2 separate regions of the Homo sapiens genome follow, and region 1 is linked to region 2. A link is a contact called in ENCODE Hi-C or POLR2A ChIA-PET data. All regions are on one chromosome and are shown on one strand. The core of a region is the stretch at or near the end of the contact, and the rest is flanking DNA. Distances in the headings are between cores, read along the strand shown. Region 1 has its middle 21 kb from the start of GNA12. Region 2 overlaps LOC105375130 (a long non-coding RNA gene).

Region 1 (5,469 bases), core at 2,262-4,761, 230 kb after region 2:
CTGCACTCCAGCCTGGGCAACAGAGCAAGATTCTGTCTCAAAAAAAAAATTTTACATGTATATACATATATATGTGTGTGTGTGTGTGTGTGTGTGTGTATATATATGAATATTTATAGGCTGGGCACAGTGGCTCACACCTTTAATCCCAGCACTTTGGGAGTCTGACGCAAGTGGATCACCTAAGCTCAGGAGTTTGAAACCAGCCTGGCCAACATGGTGAAACCCCGTCTCTACTAAAAATACAAAAATTAGCTGTGCATGGTGGTGCTTGCCTGTAATCCCAGCTACTTGGGAGGCTGAGGCAGGAGAATTGCTTGAACCCGGGAGGCGAAGATTGCAGTGAGCTGAGATCACACCACTGTACTCCAACCTGGGCAACAGAGCGAGACTCCATCTAAAAAAAAAAATATCTATCTATCTATCTATCTATATATATATATATATAGAGAGAGAGAGAGAGAGAGAGAGAGGCATTTAACAGGAAGAAAAGAACGCAAAATTGTGACCACTATGTTATAAAGGAAAATGTAGTACCCCACCCCCAGGCTGCAGGGGAGGAGGAAGCCCACATGTGCTGGATACCTGGAGATAGGTGGTGATATGGTTTGGATGTGTGTCCCTCCAAATCTCATGTTGGAATGTGATCCCCAGTGTTGGAGGCAGGGCCTGGTGGGAGGTGTTGGATCACGGCAGGCAGACCCCTCACGAGTGGCTTAGCCACATTCGCTTGGTGATGAGTGAGTTTTTGCTCAGTTTACATGAGATCTGGTTGTTTAAGAATCTGGGTTTAAGAGCTCTGGTCGTTTAAGAGTCTGGGGCCTCCCCCTTCTCTCTCTCACTCCTGCCGCCTGTACCTTCCGCCATGATTGGAAGCTTCCGGAGACCTCACTAGAAGCAGAAGGCAGCACCGCACTTCCTATACAGCCTGCAGAACTGTGAGCCAATTAAACCCCTTTTCTTTATCAATTACCCAGTCTCAGGTACTCCTTTATAGCAATGCAAGAACAAACTGGCACAGATGGCACCCAGGGAAATGGGAAGCCAACCCAGGGAATGGGAAGTCAACCTTCCACCCAGGGAAGGGCACATCTCACTAACACAGAAGGCACCTGGCAGGGGTCCAAGAAAGACGGTCCCCAAGTCTCCCATGGCCCCCATGGGAGCACGGGAGGATGTGAGGCCGGGAAATTAGTCAGGGACTGCTAGCAAGATGCAGAGAAAATGCCCTCCACAGAGAACCAGGCACCTCTGGGATAACCAGCATGGAGGGTGGGGGATGGCACATGACAATGTCCCTCCAGGAGACATCTGTGTTGGAGGGGGAACTGGAGCCTCCCCAGGGCCATAAGTTTATACCACCCCCTAGAGCATACCTGCCACGCCAGGTGAGCAAAGGAATGCTCAGAATTGAGCTTAAATGACCAAGTTCATCTGGAATTGGCCAAGATGACATTTTCCATCATCAGTCTGAAAAGGGGCTGGAAATAACGATTAGGTTGGGTCACAGAAAAACACAGTCCTAGCCGGGTACAGTGGCTCATACCTGTAATCCCAGCACTTTGGGAGGCTAAGGTAGGAGGATCCTTTGAGCTCAGGAGTTCAAGACCAGCCTGAGCAATATGGCAAAACCCCGTCTCTACAAAAAATATAAAAAATTAATGAGTCAGGTGTGGTGTCAAGCACCTCTGGTCCCAGCTACTCAAGAGGCTGAGGTGAGAGGACCGCTTGCGCCCTGGAGGTTGAGGCTGCAATGAGCTGTGATCCCACCACTGCACTCCAGCCTGGGCAACAAAGCGAGACCCTGTCTCAAATAAAAGAAAAAAGGGCCAGGCGTGGTGGCTCACACCTGTAATCCCAGCACTTTGGGAGGCCAAGGCATGTGGTTCACTTGAGATCAGCAGTTCAAGACCAGCCTTACCAACATGGTGAAACCTTATCTCTACTAAAAATACAAAAATTAGCTGAGCGTGGTGGTGGGCACCTGTTATCTCCAGCCTGGGCGACAGAGAGACTTGGTTTCAAAAAAAAAAAGAAAGAAAAAAAAAAGGAAAAAAACACAGCCCTGGTTTTGCTTCACTCAAGTACATGGAATAAGAAACGCTTGCCTGCTGGCCAAGTGACCCTCCCACAGCGGTCAGGAAGCTTCTAGAACCCGGTTATGTTGGCTGAAAGCAGAAATGGCCAAGTCAACCTCAGTGTGATATTGAGGGGGCTCCTGGGGCTGGAAGCATGCACCCCAAACTTAGACCCCGGCAAAAGGAGTGGGGAAGATGCCGGTGCCATGAGGGCAGGAAGCTGAGTTTGTTGCTAGGGGCCTGGGAGTGTTCCCGGAGGACGGGAGCCCTGTGAGGGGCATCTGGCGGCTGACACTGATGAATGGCTGTGCCGGGCCAGCCTTACCTGGGCAGCCAAGGCCAAAGCTTGGGGGCAGGAGGAGTGGCAGTGACACGGCTGCAGCTGGATGGAATCCGGGGCCTGAACCCCAGCATCCCCTCCCTGACACCCTACAGCTACCCATAGCCGGGGAGGTGGGGAGGTGCCGGCCCTCGGCCCACAATGCTGATCACATCTGTCTGGTTCTGAGGAGGAAATCCAGGACCTAATGAGAACAAATGGCAGCCTGGATAACTCATCTGTGGTCACAGATGAGATTTCCCCACCCGCTGCACCCCTAATTCAGCAGAGGCCATCTATGGGTTTCCTTGTGTGGCATGAGCGACACCTGGTGGTCACAGATGGGAATTTCGAGTCATGTTCTTCAGGCTGCTTGGGACACCCCACCTGGACCCCATCCCACTCTGGGCAAAGGCAAGACCACCACTGAGCTCAGGGTGCACCTGAGACTTGGCCGCAGCAAGGAGATGTAGATACAAGGATCACGTCAGAAGACGTTTCATTCATTCATTCACGTTCCCAAGCATTTAGTGAGCGCATACCAGGTATCAGGAAGAGATGAACAAAATGGTTTTATGAAGTTTGCATCCTAATGAGGAAAGCAGATAACAAGCATGTAAATATCAGATAATTCCTTACTGTTAAGTGCTGTGAGAATTCACAAGGTTCAGAAATTGAGTCAAAAATCTTTCTCAGTACCCTCAATAAGCTTCATCTCAGGCCGGGCGCAGTGGCTCACGCCTGTAATCCCAACACTTCAGGAGGCCGAGGCGGGGTGATAACTTGAGGTCAGGAGTTTGAGACCAGCCTGGCCGACAGTGAAACCCCGTCTCTACCAAAAAATAGAAAAATTAGCCAAGCGTGGTGGCACATGCCTGTAGTCACAACTACTCGGGAGGCTGAGGTGGGAGAATCATTTGAACCTAGGAGGCAGAGGTTGTAGTGAGCTGAGATCTTGCCACTGCACTCCAGCCTGGGCAACAGAGAGAGACTCTATCAAAAAAAAAAAAAGTGTAAGCCTCATCTTAGCTGAATCCCTGGACACTTACCTTGCCACAGGTCCCAGGCCCCAACCTCAGGAACTTTATATGGACTCTTGCGAAAGTGAGGCAGTGGAGTGACTGGGCAACGGATGTGGAATCAGGAAGACCTTGGGTTCCAATCCTGACTCTGCCACCTCCTAATTTTGTGGCCTTGGGCACATTACCTACCTTGTCTCAGCCTGTTTCCTCAACAGAGAAAAATGGGAATTACAACAGGACCTTATTACAGGACCTACCTCCTAGTTACAAAACTTAATGCCATAACTTACGGTCAGAAAAGTGCTTGGAGCATCTCCAGACCCAGAGAACCACTTGCAGTAAATATTAGCTGCTATTGTTATTGATATTACTATTGTGCCGACACTCCAGACCTTCTCCTCCTCCTCCTCTTCCTCCTCTTCCCCTCCCAACCCCAGAAGCCAGGAGAAAGAGGAAGGACCGCAGCCAGTCCCCCCGACCTCTCCCCTCCTTCTCCAGGGCTCTCCGGCCAAGGCTAAGCCAGCCCTTCAGTGGGGGACAAGATGAGTGCGAAATTGCATGTGAGATGGCAGTTTCAGACTCAACCAGACTGGCCTTTCTATTGCCCAGAATTACCCAAGCTGAGGCTAAGGGACAGGAAGCAGAGATTGGAAAGGGCAGGGCTGACGGGAGTGAGTCACTGGTGGGGAGAAAATGAACCACTTCCTGTGTGTTCCCACAGAGGTCAGGGCCCTCAGCAAACAGCGACAGGCTACAGGCTCGTTCTCCGGGCCTGGAGGAGGCTCGGTGCCCAGCGTCTCCGGAGGACTGGCTCTTCCCTCCGCCTGGGGAGTTTGCGGGCCCCAGACACAATCCCCAGGGAGGGGCTCGGCTCTGGACAGCCTTGGCCTCTTTCCCCAGATTTCCCCAGCACTCACACTCTCGGGAGGCTCAGGGTCTGTACTGAGAAGGGCCCTTGCTCGGCGTGGTGCTCTGCTGTGGCTGTTTTGAAATTCGTAATACTTTTTGGACAAGAGGCCCCACATTTTCATTTTGCACAAATTGTGCAGCCGGTCCTGAATCATTGCTGGCTTTCCAAGGTCACAGCCAGCAAATGGAACTAACTCCAGGGCTCCTGGTCATCTGTGCCCCCACAGATACCTTCTGGGGGTCTCTGAGGTCAGGCGCCCTCACCCTCCTCCTTCCCTGGAACACGGGCGACCACTGCCCACTTTGCCGCTGCGGCACCCTGAGCGCCGTGGCCCGTGCAGACCACCAGAGGAAGGATCCCGGGAGCCAGGACAGGGCAAGGAGGTTACTTGTTGGGGCAGAAACATGGCTACTGGTCCCCTAGGGCAGAGAAGACTGCAGGAAGTGGGGAAACCTGCCAGACAGCCACCCTGGGAGAGGAGGAAGACCTGTCATCCAGTAGCAAAAAATGCAAGTTCCGTGGTGGTCTAGCGGTTACAGGGAGGGAAAAAAATGCAAACACTTAGCGAGCACTGCCAAGGCGACCGGCATGTTCTGAGTTCATTCTCTGCATTTACCCCTTTATCTCCACCGGGTCACTTCCGTTTTACAGAATAGAAAACCAAGGGCCGGGTGCGGTGGCGCACACTTATAATCCCAGCACTTTGGGAGGCCGAGGAGGGCGCATTGTGAGGTAAGGAGTTCGAGACCAGCCTGGCCAACATAGTGAAACCCCGTCTCTACTAAAAATACAAAAATTAGCCAGGCGTGATGGCACACAACTGTAATCCCAGCTACTCAGGAGGCTGAGGCAGGGGAATTGCTCAAACCCGGGAGGTGGAGGTTGTGGTGAGCCAAGATCCTGCCACTGCACTCCAGCCTGGGCAACAGAGAGAGACTCCGTCTCGGGAAAAAAAAAAAAAGAAAACAAGGCACAGGGAGGTAAGGAAGTTGTTCAAGAGCCTACAGAGCTAGTGCCTGGCAGAGCTGGGGTCTACGCCAGGATGCACTTTGCACCCTGCCTGTTCTCCATACGTTAACTCGAATCTGTCCAATAACCGTACAGCACTTATTAGTACTGACCGATCATCTGTGATGTCTT
Region 2 (6,126 bases), core at 1,798-4,297:
GCTGGAATTACAGGTGTGAGCCACTGTGCCTGGCCTCACATCTCCTCCTTTTAACAGGATAAACTAAACAGGCCTCAAGAATGTGACCTCCCACGCTCCTCCATGAACAGCTCTCTCCCTGCGTCCCAGCAACCAAAGACACTTGTTGATTTGGGAAAAACCCAGAGGAAGGATTCTGTCTGGATTTTCTGGTACCACTGACGCATTTTCACCCAGGCACATTCATCTGGTTCAAGACTGAATCTTTCCCTTTTTCATGAAACAGATTCTCCCCCTCTTTTAAGCCTCTGTGGGCTCCAGAATGAGTTGAACCGCTGTATCTTCTCATCACAGCGTTTCCCTCTTTGGACATGGGCTGAGACACACAGATTTCACGACTTCCTCTTTGGAGAAGGCATGAAAGGACCTGCAGCCACGGCCCCATACGTTTCAAGAGAGGCAAGGCTTTCACCCTCCGTGTCTTTCACAGCCATCCGCCCACAGCCTCTTAACTTCCTGACATTAAACAAAAACGAAACCGAGGTTTCCCTAATTGGGGATCATCATCAAGAATCTGTCATGGGGTCTCTTAGAAATTAATTCAACTCGATTGTTCTTCAGACCTCCGCTAAGGAGCCGGCGTGTTACTCTCGACACCAACTTGTCCCATCTTCATCCTATATTAGCTCCCTAACAGGGTTGCACGATCAGCTCCTAGGCTGCAAATTAGAAAAATGGGCGATGATTCCAGCAGCTACGCCTCGGCACTCTCACGCCGGATTACTGTGATGGTCTCCTTGCAAGGCTTCCGGATCTTTCTATGTGGGTTGAAATTGGTTCCAACTGTAACTTCCTGTTGATCTCCCACCCTGAATTCCCTCATTGATGCAACATTTTGTTAAAAAAGAACTTCACCGAATTACCCATTTCATGGAAATTGCAATAGGGTATTGACTTGTATAGTTAATGAAGCTTTCAAAAAAGCACTCCTGTAGCCATCATCTAAATGCCCCTCTGGCCACCAAAACTGTGCATGTAATTCACTGTAGTGAGGATTCCTGAGTCTCCCTAAGGGAGATCCAGTAGGATCAGTTCTGGGTGGGATCCGTCAGCAAACACAACCTATTGCCCGCCTCCTTCTGGTTTCCAGTCCCGGGGGGTAATTGATGTCTTAGTGCACACAGAGCCGGACCATGGAGCTAAGTAGATATGGGTTTCCAACTCATCCCGGCCACTTCCCAGGGGCATGTCCAGGGGCAAGTTAGTAACTCTCTTGAACCTCAGTTTCCTCATCTGCAGAGTGTGGATCATCACAAACCTACCTTCTGGGGTTGCTAGGGGATTAAAGGAGATAAGGAGCATAGCAGGGCTGGCCCTGTGCCTGCCTGGAGTGGGCACCAAGCTGACTTCGCTGGGGCTCTCCCGGCCCCACATACCTGCAATGGTTTTGCCTTTGGCTCGATGTCTGAAGCCTTTGCATTTCTGAAGGGAGTGATGTAAATCAAGCCATGCTTATGATTAAAAACATCCAACGTTCAGCTCAGTTGTTTGTCCTATTTTGGCAACATCCTATTCTTTTGTTGTTGCTGTTTTTGAGATAGGATCTTGCTCTGGGGCCCAGACTGGAGTGCAGTGGTACAATCATGGCTCACTGCAGCCTCAACCTCCTGGGCTCAAGTGATCCTCCTGCCTCAGCCTCCCGAGTAGCTGGGACTATAGGTGTTCACCACCATGCCTGGCTAGTTTTTTAATTTTAATAGAGATGAGGTCTCATTATGTTACCCAGACTGATTTCAAACACCCAGGCTCAAGTGATCCTCCCACCTCAGCCTTCCAAAGTGCTGCCATTACAGGTATGAGCCACCACACCTGGCCAACCTTCTCCTCTTATCTGTGGGAAACCTTGGGGCATTACTGAAGAAAAAATTGTGATGTCCAAATCCTGCACTGTACCCCAGTGCAAGGTGGTAGGTGTTGAAGTAGAAAATGATAAGACGTAAATCGTCAGCAAAAGCCAAAGAGAGAGGTAAAAAATGTATGAGCACTAAATGAATTGATTTTCATAAAATTAGCGTTATACTGTATAATAATGTTTCCCAATATAAAGTCTTTTTCATATTAATATTTATAACATTGTAAAGATTAAATCATACCTTTGTGATTATTTTAATTTTTTTTAACCTTATTCTGTTCCAAAGATAAAGCTTGGTTGTGTTTTTTGTGTGTGTGGGGGGGGGGTTTGGGTTTTTTTTGGCCTTTATCTTTAGAATGTTCTAGTGACATTCTGAATTCTTCCAACAGGGCGATATTGTTATTTTAATAATGGTTATGCACAACACATATAGGAATCTGTCATGGAGTTGGTGGGAATGAAAAGGCTACTTAGATACCCAGCTTGAAAAGCTTTCATGTTTTTATGTTTAATTTGCAACAATCTTCCTTCTTTGCACAGGAGGTGATACATTACTGAAATAGGAGATCAGGCCAGGTGCGGTGCCTCACGCCTATAATCCCCACACTTTGGGCAGCCAACGTGGGAGGATCACTTGAGCTTCAGAGTTTGAGACCAGCCTGAGCCACATAGCAAGACCCCCCTTTTCTACAAAAAAAAAAAAAAAAATTAAAAATTAGCCGAGCATGGTGGCATGCATCTGTGGTCTCAGCTACTCAGGAGGCTAAGGCAGGAGGATTGCTTGAGCCCGGGAGGTAGAGGCTGCAGTGAGCTATGATTGAACCACTGCACTCCAGCGTGGGCAACAGAGCAAGACCTTGCTCTAAAAAATTAAAAAAAAAAAAATAGGAAGGAAGAAAATAGGAAATCAACCAATGCAGCTCTCACCACCTCCTACATCCGGTTCTGGGGTTCTGGGTGGTGGGGCGCCTGCGTCCTGCTGTAGGGTCAGGACAAACAGGCATGGCTGCACAGCTGTGCTCCCCCTGGCTGGCTCCCGCAGGCTCCCAATGCCTTTGGGAGGTCAGCCTCTCAAGCTGAGTGCCCAGAAACTACACAAACCCCAACAGGCCGTGCAGGAAATGAGACCCACAGCCACGTCACCAGCCTCATTTTTGCAAGCTGATGGAGGTGGGGAAACCCTACCCTTCTTCCTTTAGCAGCAATAGCTTTTCTTTTTTTTTTTTTTATCATGCTTTTTTTTTCATACTTACCAATATTTTTAAGTTTGAGCTTCATTTCAAATTTTTGACCTGAGTAATGATGCCATGCACACAGTTTGCCCAATCTTTCCCCAGCTACCTCTTGGGTCCTATATTAGTATGCTGGGCCTGCCACGACAAAGTACCACAAACAGGGCAACTTAAACAACAGAAATGTATGGCCTCATGGGGCTGGAGGCCAGAGGTCCAAGATCAAGGTGTTGGTAGGGTTGGTTCCTTCTGGGGGCAGAGAACCTGCCCCAGGCCTCTCCCCAGCTCCCGGTGGTTCTCCACAATCTGCAGTGATCCTCGACTTGTAGACGCATCCCTCTGATCTCCACCTTCATCCTCACGTGTGCTCTCCTGTGTGTCTGTGTCCAAATTTCCCTTTTCATGAAGACACTAGTCATCTTGGTTTAGGGCCCACCCTAAGAACCTCATCTTGACTTGATTATCTGCAAAGACCCTGTTTCCAAATAAGATGGCATTTGCAGGCATTGGGGGTTAGGACATGATCTTTTGGAGGTTTAACATCGTTTGTGGGGACATGATTTAGCCCTGACAGGCGCCCTCCTTGCCTGGGTCTCTTCCGTCACCACCCAGTGCAGGCCGTGAGCTCGCTCCATCTGACTTAGAGAGCCCATCCCCTCCTCCACTCTGTACTGTCTCTGATCCCTTCTCCTGCCGGAGGGTGGAGGGGTGGGTGCCCCAGGAAGCAGACTCAGAGAGGGAGGAGACTGTGCAGGAGATCTGTCAAGGGGTTCTCTTAGGACTGGCATCCGGGGAAGGGAAAAGTACAGAATTAGGCAGGAAGGATATTGAGCTTTGAGGCAGCCTCCGTGAAGGCTTCAGACAACCCTGAAGGGAATCTGGAAATGGGGTGGGGAGACCCTCAGAGCTGAGTCTGGGCCTTTTTACCCCTCGTTGATCATGCATCAGCTGCTGGCTGTCCTGGAATGGAGTATGCCTCAGAGCCAGCACGTTCCCCACAGCCACTATCCCTGAAGGATGGGGAGCCGGGACTTTCTGCCAGCAGCCCTCCCACCACCCAGGGACTAGGCCTTCATTTCTGCAGGGCCATGTGGTGGGGGCAGTCCAGCCCCCTGCGAGCAGCCAGGGTGGCCTTTATTTTTATTTTTTTAAGATAGGGTTTCTCTCTTGTCGCCCAGGCTGGAGTGCAGGGGCAGGATTGTAGCTCACTGAAGCCTTGAACTCCCGGGTTCAAGCAATTCTCCCACCTCAGCCTCCTGAGTAGCTGGGACTACAGGTGTGTACCTTCACGCCTGGCTAATTATTTTTTGTAGAGCTGGGGTCTCACTGTTTTGCCCAGACTGTTCTCGAACTCATGGCCTCAAGTGATTCTCCTGACTCAGCTTCCCAAAGTGCTGGGATTACAGGCATGAGCCACCAGGCATGCCCCAGCTGGTCTTTCTAAAACACAAATTTGACCAAGTTACTCCCTTTACATCCTTCAGGGGTTCCCATTACTCTTAGGATAAAGACTAAAGTGTCTTAACTTGACCCTCCAAGCCTGGCCCTTGCCCCCTCCACATCTCTTCTTGCCCTGCGCCCCTCCCTTTCCACTCTGACCTCCTGCTTGCCATGAGCCCCCTGCCACAGGGCCTTTGCAAATGCTCATTCCCCAGCCTGGATGGCTTTTTTTTTTTTTTTTTTTTAAAAACCTAATTGACTCTCTCTCATCTTTTGGGCCACTTCCTCAGAGAAGCTCCCCTCCTTTTGAGCGAGTCCAACCCTCCTACTGTAGACTGTGAGAACACTGTGTAACTCTTCTTTGTAGAAATTTGTGGCTGGGTGTGGTGGCTTACATCTGTAATCCCCGTACTTTAGGAGGCTGAGGTGGGAGGATCCCTTGAGTCCAAGACCAGCCGGGACACAGGGAGACCCCTTCTCTACAGAAAACAATCTTTTAGTGGCACACACCTGTGGTCCCAGCTATTCAAAAGGCTGAAATGGGAGCATCACTTGGTCCAGGAGTTAGAAGCTGCAATAAGCTCTGATCAAGTCACTGTACTGCAGCCTGGGCAACTGAGTGAGACCCTGTCTCAAAAGATAAATACATTTGTGAGGTTTTGTTTTGTTTTTTGTTTTTTTTTTTTTTAAACAAGTTCTTGCTCTGTTTCCCAGGCTGAAGTGCAATGGCACCATCATAGTTCACTGCAGCCTCAACCTCTTGGGCTCAAGGGATCCTCCCACCCCAGACTCCTGAGACTCTGGGACTACAGGTCCACACCACTACGCCTGGATAATTTTTTTTTTTTTTAAGAGACAGGGTTTTGCCATGTTGCCCAGGCTGGTCTCAAACTCCTGAGCTCAAGTGATCCACCCACCTCAGCCTCCCAAAGCACTGGGATCGTAGGCGTGAGCCACAGCACCCGGCCTAAATTGATGATTTTTTACATTTGTTTATGCAATTATTTGGTTATTGTCTAGCTTCCCACTGAATCGTAAGTGCCATAAGAATAGGGCCATGTCTGATTTTTCTTCCCAGTTGTCCTTCAAGAGCCTTGCACAGGCCTGGCCCATAGTAGGTACCCTACGCATGAATGAAGGAACGAATGAATGCACTCATCAGTTAGTAACTCCCACGATGGAGCATTTCACGGGAAATCTGCAGTACATTCACATTCACTGTTTAAAAAAATAAAAAAGGAAAGAACTTGATATGTTCCTGTCCCCTGAAAGCTATAAGAGATTGGCTGTCCAGCAGGTTAACAAACAGCAGTGGGTCTTGAGAGACACGAGGGAGCCATTTGTCCCAGCAAGGATGGAATTTGCAGGTTGTGGGGATTTAGTAAATGTCCCCCTAGTGGACCGAGAAAGAATGCGCTGCCCCAAGCTGAGCCTGACCCGGCCACCTCCCTCCAGAGGGGTCTCCTGGTGGAGACGGGGAGTGGGTACCACTGCCGTCTGCCTGGAATGCAACCCAGAGATCTTTTCCAGCGGTTTGCGTTCCTGCCGGGCATTTCCCGGGCT

What was found. A loop is a pair of places that touch in the nucleus more often than their neighbours do. ChIA-PET counts read pairs that join two places held with the same protein, here RNA polymerase II (POLR2A). Pooled maps may share reads with other maps.
Region 1: a pooled map shows a loop between it and region 2 (4-fold over the local background). The contact joins two enhancer-like sites. A Hi-C loop is called at or near these places in 7 of 50 pooled maps. POLR2A ChIA-PET finds 5 or more read pairs at or near these places in 6 of 52 experiments (A549, B cell, GM10248 and 3 more).

What each region holds. Positions count from the first base shown.
Region 1 is chr7:2,862,462-2,867,930 of GRCh38, reverse strand. No RefSeq gene overlaps it. Among named protein-coding and RNA genes, the nearest start is that of GNA12, 21 kb to the right of the region's middle. RefSeq lists a silencer at 3,236-3,315 and enhancers at 4,093-4,222, 4,871-5,469. Within about 2 kb of position 3,511, at least 39 of the 41 ENCODE cell types and tissues checked have a DNase peak (open chromatin) inside an H3K27ac peak, as active enhancers do; they include B cell, where a contact is called at or near this core.
Region 2 is chr7:3,089,517-3,095,642 of GRCh38, reverse strand. It overlaps LOC105375130 (a long non-coding RNA gene), which reads left to right. Exons shown (of 2, transcript XR_007060191.1): 2 at 58-1,517. Among named protein-coding and RNA genes, the nearest start is that of CARD11, 49 kb to the right of the region's middle. Within about 2 kb of position 3,047, at least 9 of the 41 ENCODE cell types and tissues checked have a DNase peak (open chromatin) inside an H3K27ac peak, as active enhancers do; they include B cell, where a contact is called at or near this core.